3 separate regions of the Homo sapiens genome follow, and regions 1 and 2 are each linked to region 3. A link is a contact called in ENCODE Hi-C or POLR2A ChIA-PET data. All regions are on one chromosome and are shown on one strand. The core of a region is the stretch at or near the end of the contact, and the rest is flanking DNA. Distances in the headings are between cores, read along the strand shown. Region 1 holds the start of PROX1 (prospero homeobox 1). Region 2 holds the start of PTPN14 (protein tyrosine phosphatase non-receptor type 14). Region 3 holds the start of SMYD2 (SET and MYND domain containing 2).

Region 1 (2,700 bases), core at 96-2,595, 290 kb before region 3:
TTTGAGGGACACACGAAGACTACTTGTCCTCCTCCTACTTACAAAAATGAGTGTCTAATAGACTATGTATGAATGTTTCTGCTTCGCAGCTCTTGCAAGTCCCAGCTTTTATAGGATCTTTAGGTCATAAACGCGGCTGCTTTATTAAAAGCCGTTTACTGTGCCCGGTGAAAGGGACGTTCTAGCTGCGGCTGAGGCTCGCTTGCATTTGTAACTTGCAAAGCCCAAGGAGATCTTTAAGAGCCACATTATCTAAAGAAATTTTGCTGGTTATTTTTCAAGCAAGAAATGTCAAACCAAAGTAAATTTTCTAGGGCTTTATTTTAGAGCCTGCGATTTATGCGTTTGAAATTTCTTGCCTAATAAACTTTAAAGTTTGTTGCCCAGGCGTCAAAACTGTGTAAATCCTGTATTGAACAGCTATCTTTGGTCTTTCTGGGGCGAGTGAATTAGTGAAGGGTAATCGCCAGATGTTTGCAACATATATATTTTTAAAGGCTGCTTTACCTACAATCCAACTAATGTCAGAGGTAACCAAGGGTAAATATTCCTCTTCCTGATAATTTGGACTGGAGATAAACTGGGACTCAGCCAATGTTGATCTTCGTCTAATAACAGATGCAGCGGACCCGATGTGAAACCTCTGGCACCTATTATTTTAATACCAAACCTACCTGTATTTTATTGTCCACCTCCCCTTTAAAAGGAACCAAGGGTGACACGTATCCTTGACACTACCTATGATCGTTTAAAAAGTGGAATGATTTGCAGATCCCCCCCTCCCTCCTCCTATGCCACCCCCACCCCTAAAACCCCCACTTTTTCTCCCGTATACTTTTCCGTGCCTTCCTCCACCCAAGTCGGAGGAGCGCTCACTCGCTCGGCCACTCGGCGAACTCGATCAGCTGTATCTGGGAAATGAAAAAAGAAAAAGAAAAAAAAAAAAAAAGACCTGCGTCCTGGAAGAGCTAGTGTGAGCCGGGCGCCGCTCGCGCCGTCTCCCGCTTTGCATAGTGCCCGCAGATGGCTCGCTCCGGCCCAGGCGCGGCGATCCAGTCGTCCCGAAGCTGTGGCAGGGTGGGGGTGGGGGTGGGGGCCGGGGATGGAGGCCGGGGAGGGGGAGCGCAGGGCCCCTCTCCCCTCCTCTCTTCCCAGCCCCTCACCCCCACCCCTTTTATATTTTTTTTTCCTCCCAAGTTCTCTTGCCTTGCTATCCCCCCTTGAATCCGAAGGCGCCTCGCGATTGGGTGCTGGGGCCGGGTACGTCAGATAGACTGTGACGTGCAGTCTTCCTGTTTCCTTCAGCTGTGTCTTAAAGTAAATCTTGTTGTGGAGCGGAGCCCTCAGCTGAGGGAGCGCTCTGAAATAATACACCATTGCAGCCGGGGAAAGCAGAGCGGCGCAAAAGAGCTCTCGCCGGGTCCGCCTGCTCCCTCTCCGCTTCGCTCCTCTTCTCTTCTTTACCCTTCTCCTCTCTCCTCCTCTGCTGCTCTCTCCTCTCCTCCCGCTCTTCTCTCTCCTCCTCTCCTGCTCTCTCCTCTTCCCTTAGCTCCTCTTCTTTTCTTCTCCTCTTCTTCCCTCTCCTCGCCTCTCCCCTGCTCCTCTTCTCTCGTCTCCCCTCCCCTCCCGCCTCTCTCTCCCCTCTCCCTCTCCCACTCGCCCCGCTCGCTCGCTCGCTGTCGCACAGACTCACCGTCCCTTGTCCAATTATCATATTCATCACCCGCAAGATATCACCGTGTGTGCACTCGCGTGTTTTCCTCTCTCTGCCGGGGGAAAAAAAAGAGAGAGAGAGAGATAGAGAGAGAGAGAGAGAGAGAGAGAGAGAGGCTCGGTCCCACTGCTCCCTGCACCGCGTAAGTATCTTCTTCTTCCCCTCGTGAGTCCCTCCCCTTTTCCAGAATCACTTGCACTGTCTTGTTCTTGAATGAGAAAGGAAGAAAAGAGCCTCCCATTACTCAGACCCGTGTAAACATTATTCCCCCCAGGAGAAAATGGTGTTATTCAAATGAATCATAATAAAATAGCCTCTAAACAGTTTCTAAGCGGGAGCCTCCGTGGAACTCAGCGCTCCGCTCCTCCCAGTTCCTAAGAGTAAGTGATCCTCTTGGCTTTTATTTCTTTCTCTTTCCTGCTGGTGGCTGGGGGTGGCGGTGGCGATGGGGGGGAGGCTGATGTTGCTGGACTTGTCGCTGATCTTGTCACCTTTTGTGTACTGTTTCTGGGGTGTGAGGAGGCGTTTGCTCCCTTTCCTTCTTTCTCCTGCTCTCTCTTCTCAGGAGAGAGGACCGCGAGAGGGACCGGGTCGCTTTTTTGTTCGTGGAGATCCCCGCTTTCCGCCAAACCCCATCCTTCCGATCTCCCCAGGCTAAAACTCCGGGGCCGGTCCCCTTGTCCTTTCTCTTTGTCTTGTTTATTATAGCTGCCTTTCTTCCCGGCTCTTCCAATTTGCTTGTCATTTGCATACCTTTCACTTCTCCTTTTTTAACCCCAGCAGAGGACCGGGAACTGGGAGGAGGAGAGAGGGAGGTGGGGGGGCGCTCTGTTACTTTCGTCTCAAAACGCTGTCGAAGCCGAATTGTGGAAATCCGGCTTGGAGGGGAGCGGTGATGGGTCCCGGGAAACGCGCGCGGCGCCCCTCTTCCGAGCTCCTGGACCCAGGGCTGGGTCAAGTTGAGTAGGGTAAGGCGGCACCGGGAG
Region 2 (2,700 bases), core at 174-2,673, 270 kb after region 3:
ATCTCATTTAGCATCTTTCTATCCTGTTCCTAGCAGAGTAGAAGCTGGGTTTGTTGGATGAATGAGTAAACTAATCCATTTCAAGAAGTTAACACATTGGTGGAAACTCTGTAACTGCCCGCACCTGCAGTCTAGAGATTCCTCACCTTCACAAAGAACCTGCGACAGCCAGTCCCTAGACTTAAGCGGAAACCCCACAATTTCTGAAATTGTAGGTGGGGATGAGAAGGTTGGAGAACAAGAACCCAAGGAAGTGAGAGGGAAAGGGAGATAGGGGCAGCGTTACCTCACTGCTCTCTCCAAACGAAAAGGTGTAAACCCCATTTACAAGTATTCAAACCTGAGATCTGGGGGTCACGTGGGGAAGGAGAGGCTGTTAATACCTACAACTTTGGAAGTTTGAGGTGAAGACCTGATCTGAAATTGTTTGGCCACAGCTTTTTTTCTACGAGCCAGCTCGACCACCCAAGTAGGAGCCTCGACGCCCAGGAGTTCGGTGGCACCACTGGGGCCTAGTGAGAGGGCAGGAAAACTCCGCTCCCCTCAAGATTCCTTCCCGGTGGTGGTGGGGTGTGATTGGGAGCGTCGGGCAGCTGCATCCCCCTACCGCTGCAGCGACCGCGACGTCGTTCGTCTTTCATCCTCTAGCCCCCAAGGTCTAGGTATCTCTAGTTGCCCTTCCGAGGCCCTCTCTCGTTCCCAAAACGCAGAAGGGAATGGAGAGAGGGGACCAGGGTGTGGGTTTAACCACAAACTCCCCAGACTGCGCTCACCTTCCAGCTCGCTCCCGGGACCAGCTTTGCGCCTCACCGCGGGCAGCTCCCACCGCGAGATAACACCCCTGCGGCCCGGCCACCCCGCGCCCCAGGCTGCCCTGCCAGGCGTCCCGGGGCGCCAATCGCAAGTTGGCGTTGCCAGCGTCTGCCCAAGTCATCTGCAGGGCGCCCGGAGCGCCAAGGCGGCCTCCAACCTCGGGCCCAACTCCCGGCTTGGACGGGGCTTACCTGCTTACATGGCCCCCGTGGCGCCCCGGAGTCCCGCGCGGAAAGGCTGTCCTTCGCGGCGGCGGAGCCGATTCCCCACGGAATTGATTCCAGTGACTGGCGGAGGAGGGGCGAAGGGAAGGAGCCGCAGGAGGCGAAAGGGGAGGGAGGTTTCCGCCGCGATCCCGGCGCGAGAGTCCGAGCAGAGGCGCACCGGGGGAGAAAAGGAGAAAAACCTAAGCACGGGGCTGTCCCGCCCGAGGAGGCCGGGGAGGATGGCTCAGCTGGGAGGGGAAGGAGCGCCAGTGGCCACTTGATGTCTGTCTAGGGCTCCCCGAGGACCTGAGCCAGGAGAGCAGGCGGCTGAGCCCGGAGAAGCACAGCAACCTGCCCCCGAGTCTGCGCCCGCTGCGCTCACTCCGCCGAGAAAAAGTTGGAAAGAACTTTGAGGGGCCGGGAGAGCCAGAGCGGCAGGAAATGCGAGCGGCCGGGAGAGGAGGGAGGAAGGGGCCGTGCGAGTGGGAGGGGACGGAGCAGGCGCCGGCGGCCACGGCTCCCCCACCCCAGAGCCGGGCTCCGCGGCCCTGGGGGCCGGGAGGCGGAGGGAGCGCTGGGCGCGCGGCCGGGGGCGGGGAGGAATGCGGCCCGGGAGGGCGCGCGCCGGGGGCGCCGCGGGCGCGCGCTGAAACGTGGAGCCCCAGCTCCCGAGCTCCCGAGCTGGAGGCGCGCCGTCCTTGGGGACGTCACAGCGCTGGAATCCGAGGAATGCCGGGCTGCAGGAGCTCCTTCTGCAGGCCCGGAGAAGTCGCACACTTTTAATGGGGTAGTTTTGGAAAATGTTTTAAAAGGTGGGGGCCGAGGACGGAGGACCGGATGAAACTCCCTGGAGTAAGAGACGTGGAAGTGGAGAGAGCAAGGCGACCGCAGCCACCCCAACCCTGGGCTGCTCCCGCCGTTGGGGAGAAAGAGGCAAGGCAAGGAAGAGCCCACCTAGACTTCCGAGGACCGCAGAGACGGGGCGGCGGCAGGAACTTGCTCACCCCGACCTACATTCAGAATAGTCCACCTTATATTGGGGAACCCTCCAAGCAGGACGTTTCATGCAGCCACCCCACAGGGGAAAACAGACCAGGAGAAAGTAAGGTGGCCTCACCAAGTAGGCAATCTCAGAGATCTCTCCCTAGAATCTCTGGGTACTGGACCCGGTGTCTTAGCCTTCTCTCCCTGCCCCCTCCCGCCCCGTAGGAATGATAAAAAGCAGCCTGTGTGCTGAGAGTTGGAAAATGTCGTTTTCCCGGTTTGTTCCATGCCACAGAATCGCCCCACCCTGCCTGGGTAGGCACTGGGAGGGAACTTCCTTAGCACTTTCGGAGGTGGAGTTAATGAGACGCAGCTGGTATGATGGAAAAAGCTCGGAGCCAGGCGACTGAACCTGGGTTTTAGGCCCTGCCCGATTGGATAACTGAGGAGTATCCCAGCCCCTGAGATCCTAGGTTTCTGTAGCTGCAAAATTAAATAATTTGTCTAGATTTCTGTGGTCCTTTGCATTGCTACAAACATGTCTTGGGATTTATCTCGGTAAGATTCCAGTCCTTTGTTGAAAAGGGACCTTGAAGTCGTTGGCACACAATGTATTGTCCCAAATCACTTCAGTGTCCGGCAACTCATGCAAAAATTCCTGGCCTCTTGGGGAAGAGAATTGGAAACCAAAAAGCGC
Region 3 (2,700 bases), core at 35-2,534:
TCAGCACCACTTGAGAGGTGGTTAATTTCCCATAGAGACGGGGTCTTTATGTTGCCCAAGCTGGTCTCCAACTCTCCAATTCCTGGGCTCAAATGATCCTCCCACCTTGGCCTCCCACAGTGTTGGGATTACAGGGCTGAGCCACCACACCCAGCTGATAAAGACATTTTACTGAAATGCCAAAAATTCCACTGATTTTACATCTCCAATCATATTAATCCTTTCCCTTTGCTCAACCAGTCCTGAACTTACACAGGTAACTGTTTGAGGTCCTATTTTGAAGTAGTGGTTTCTGCTAAATGATCTCGTCACAATTTTAGTCTTTACTGCATGTACATCAATTCCAGTCTTTACATAATCATGTGGAACACGGATTATATTTTCCTTTCTCATATGAAAAGTAATAGCGTGCATGTGTATAGGATTTACGTTTCAGGCTTTGTGGGCTTTAAATCCTTTGACTCCTAACCCAAGTGACTTTTCTAAGATCACAGTTCGTGGGTGGTCAAGCATATTAAAACTACTGCAAACTCTAGCGCAGTGTCCTGGACACTGGCCACAGCATCGCATTATCCCCCAACAGCCTAAATTCCTTGAAGGCAAGGTTCTCTCTGGCTTCCTCTGCAACGTTCGCAGCATGCCTCAGAGACTCGGTGAGCTGGGCCGGCCAATGCATTTCCTCTTCCGTCCATGTAATTCCACTAGAGGAGCAGAGGGCAAACTACGTTCCCATTAAAGCCACAAGGTTTAAAAACCTCTAACCTTGGAAAAGCACACTTCAACCCTCTGCACACCAAACTTCTCTACTGTGGTTTCCCCTCTGCCGCTTTCTCCTTGGCGTTCCCCGATCACTGCCTCTAGGGTCTTTACAAGGGACAGCGAACGTAAGGTTTCGGAGCTGGCTTCGCCCCCTTCTATTTACCGGGGGCTGGTCATCCTTCGGGCCAGGCTGACTGTCTAGGGGTGGCCCTCGGATACCTGGTCCCCGCAGGTGACCCCCCTCCCTCCCACCGAGGAGGAGGGCGCGTCCCGCTCGCTCCGTGGAGACGCCGCGGAGGCGCACACGCCTCACGCCTCCTCGCAGAAGCCACAGGGGCTGCGGCTCTTTGTCGCGGCCACACCGGAAACGGCCCGGAGCGCGCGCGGGGCGGCCGCCGAGGGTCGCGGCGCTAGGCGGGGCCGCCGGGCCCGTCCCCCTCCCCGCGGGGGCGCGCGAGGCCCGGGCGGGGCCGCCCTCCCTTCCGGGGAGCGGGGAGCCGCCGCCGCGTCCGCCGGGCGGCTCCCACCCCGCCCCCCGCAGCTCTAGGTGACGCGTCTCCAATAACAGCTCGCCGGGAGCCGCAGCTCGGGCACAGCCGGCGGCCGCGCCCCGCCGCCACCATGAGGGCCGAGGGCCTCGGCGGCCTGGAGCGCTTCTGCAGCCCGGGCAAAGGCCGGGGGCTGCGGGCTCTGCAGCCCTTCCAGGTGGGGGACTTGCTGTTCTCCTGCCCGGCCTATGCCTACGTGCTCACGGTCAACGAGCGGGGCAACCACTGCGAGTACTGCTTCACCAGGTAGGGCGGCGGCGGCGGCGGCGGCGGGCGGGAGCCGGGGGCGCCGAGCGGGAGGCTTGGACGGCGGCGCCAGGAAGTGCGTGCGGCTCGCGGGGTCCTAGCGCCGGCCCTTGGGGCGGGGTGGGGGGCGGGGAGGGGAGGAGGCCCCGCGCTGCGGCCCCGCGCTGCAGCCCCACGCCAGGCGCCACGTGCGAGAGGAAACAGGACCGGTGCCCCGCTGCACGCCCTGCACTGCACGTTTTCAGAGTTGCTCACGCTGGATGCGCAAACCCGGGCGTGCAGGTTCCTGCCCTCAAATGTGGGCTCCGAGCCAGGCTTGTTCCAAGCCTGGGCACTCACTGCCCTCCCGGTGCATTGGCAGCGGAGCCCCAAATTTGGGCAGCCACGGGCTGTCACCTTTAACTTATGCTTCCTGCGGTGTGTTCTGTTACCCACAGTCCAGCCCTGCCTCAGATTGGCCGTTTCTTCCAAGGAATTTAATGACTTAGTATATGTCTTGTAAAGTACGCTTACATGTTAAAGTACGCTTACATGGGTGTTTGGAGGGACGCCAGTGGGCACTGACCACACCCCCTGGATTCTGAGGTGCTGCGACGATGAGTTGCAGTGTCCAGTTTCGGTTTGGGATTAGGAAAACATGGTCGCAGGAAGGGATTGGGCAAGATGTGTGGTTGCTAATGGTATTTAATTGTAAGATACCATATGTATATATGTGTCTGTGTTTGTATATATGATGCATATACATTTGCACACACCAACACATAATTATATCCTCAACTCTTATGAGAGTTTCAGAGCTTAAAGGCACATTAGAAATCACCAATTCAGTCTTGTCTTTCACTTAATGGATGAGAAAACTAAAGCCCAGAGAGAAAGTGGAGTTACCTTTATCCATTCACACCAGTAGTGAAGGGAGTGAAATCTGGCCTTATTCACTTCTGCCTATTTCTCACTGGTTAGGTGCTCAGTAAATTTACTAAGGCAGGAGGCATGGCATTGGGGTTAAGTTTATATCAGGCCTTCCAGTACTCTGAGTAGAGACCATGATTTGCTTTCTTTGAACCTCAGTTTCTTCATCTTTGAAATGGAGATTCCTGGGCTGGATTAAGCTGACCTGCGGTCCTGCAGGGACCTTTTGAGTACAGGT

The links. A loop is a pair of places that touch in the nucleus more often than their neighbours do. ChIA-PET counts read pairs that join two places held with the same protein, here RNA polymerase II (POLR2A). Pooled maps may share reads with other maps.
Region 1: a map of naive thymus-derived CD4-positive, alpha-beta T cell shows a loop between it and region 3 (2.3-fold over the local background). The contact joins the promoter of PROX1 here to the promoter of SMYD2 in region 3. A Hi-C loop is called at or near these places in 1 of 168 maps with a recorded cell type or tissue (naive thymus-derived CD4-positive, alpha-beta T cell) and 9 of 50 pooled maps. POLR2A ChIA-PET finds 5 or more read pairs at or near these places in 4 of 52 experiments (H1, Panc1, T-cell and 1 more).
Region 2: a loop to region 3 is called in a map of endothelial cell of umbilical vein, with 12 times the contacts of the local background. The contact joins the promoter of PTPN14 here to the promoter of SMYD2 in region 3. A Hi-C loop is called at or near these places in 7 of 168 maps with a recorded cell type or tissue (Caco-2, ascending aorta, cardiac septum and 3 more) and 18 of 50 pooled maps. POLR2A ChIA-PET finds 5 or more read pairs at or near these places in 7 of 52 experiments (Caco-2, GM12878, MCF 10A and 3 more).

Annotation. Positions count from the first base shown.
Region 1 is chr1:213,986,628-213,989,327 of GRCh38, forward strand. PROX1 (prospero homeobox 1) reads left to right here and starts at 1,346. Exons shown (of 5, transcript NM_001270616.2): 1 at 1,346-1,856. RefSeq lists enhancers at 1,723-2,226, 2,227-2,700.
Region 2 is chr1:214,550,179-214,552,878 of GRCh38, forward strand. It overlaps PTPN14 (protein tyrosine phosphatase non-receptor type 14), which reads right to left and starts at 1,424. Exons shown (of 19, transcript NM_005401.5): 1 at 1,005-1,424. RefSeq lists enhancers at 87-908, 909-1,729, 1,730-2,550.
Region 3 is chr1:214,279,875-214,282,574 of GRCh38, forward strand. SMYD2 (SET and MYND domain containing 2) reads left to right here and starts at 1,285. Exons shown (of 12, transcript NM_020197.3): 1 at 1,285-1,553. The coding sequence starts at 1,381. It overlaps LOC124904509 (a long non-coding RNA gene), which reads right to left and starts at 1,162. Exons shown (of 2, transcript XR_007066876.1): 1 at 1-1,162. RefSeq lists an enhancer at 240-805 and silencers at 1,085-1,374, 1,395-1,514, 1,545-1,704.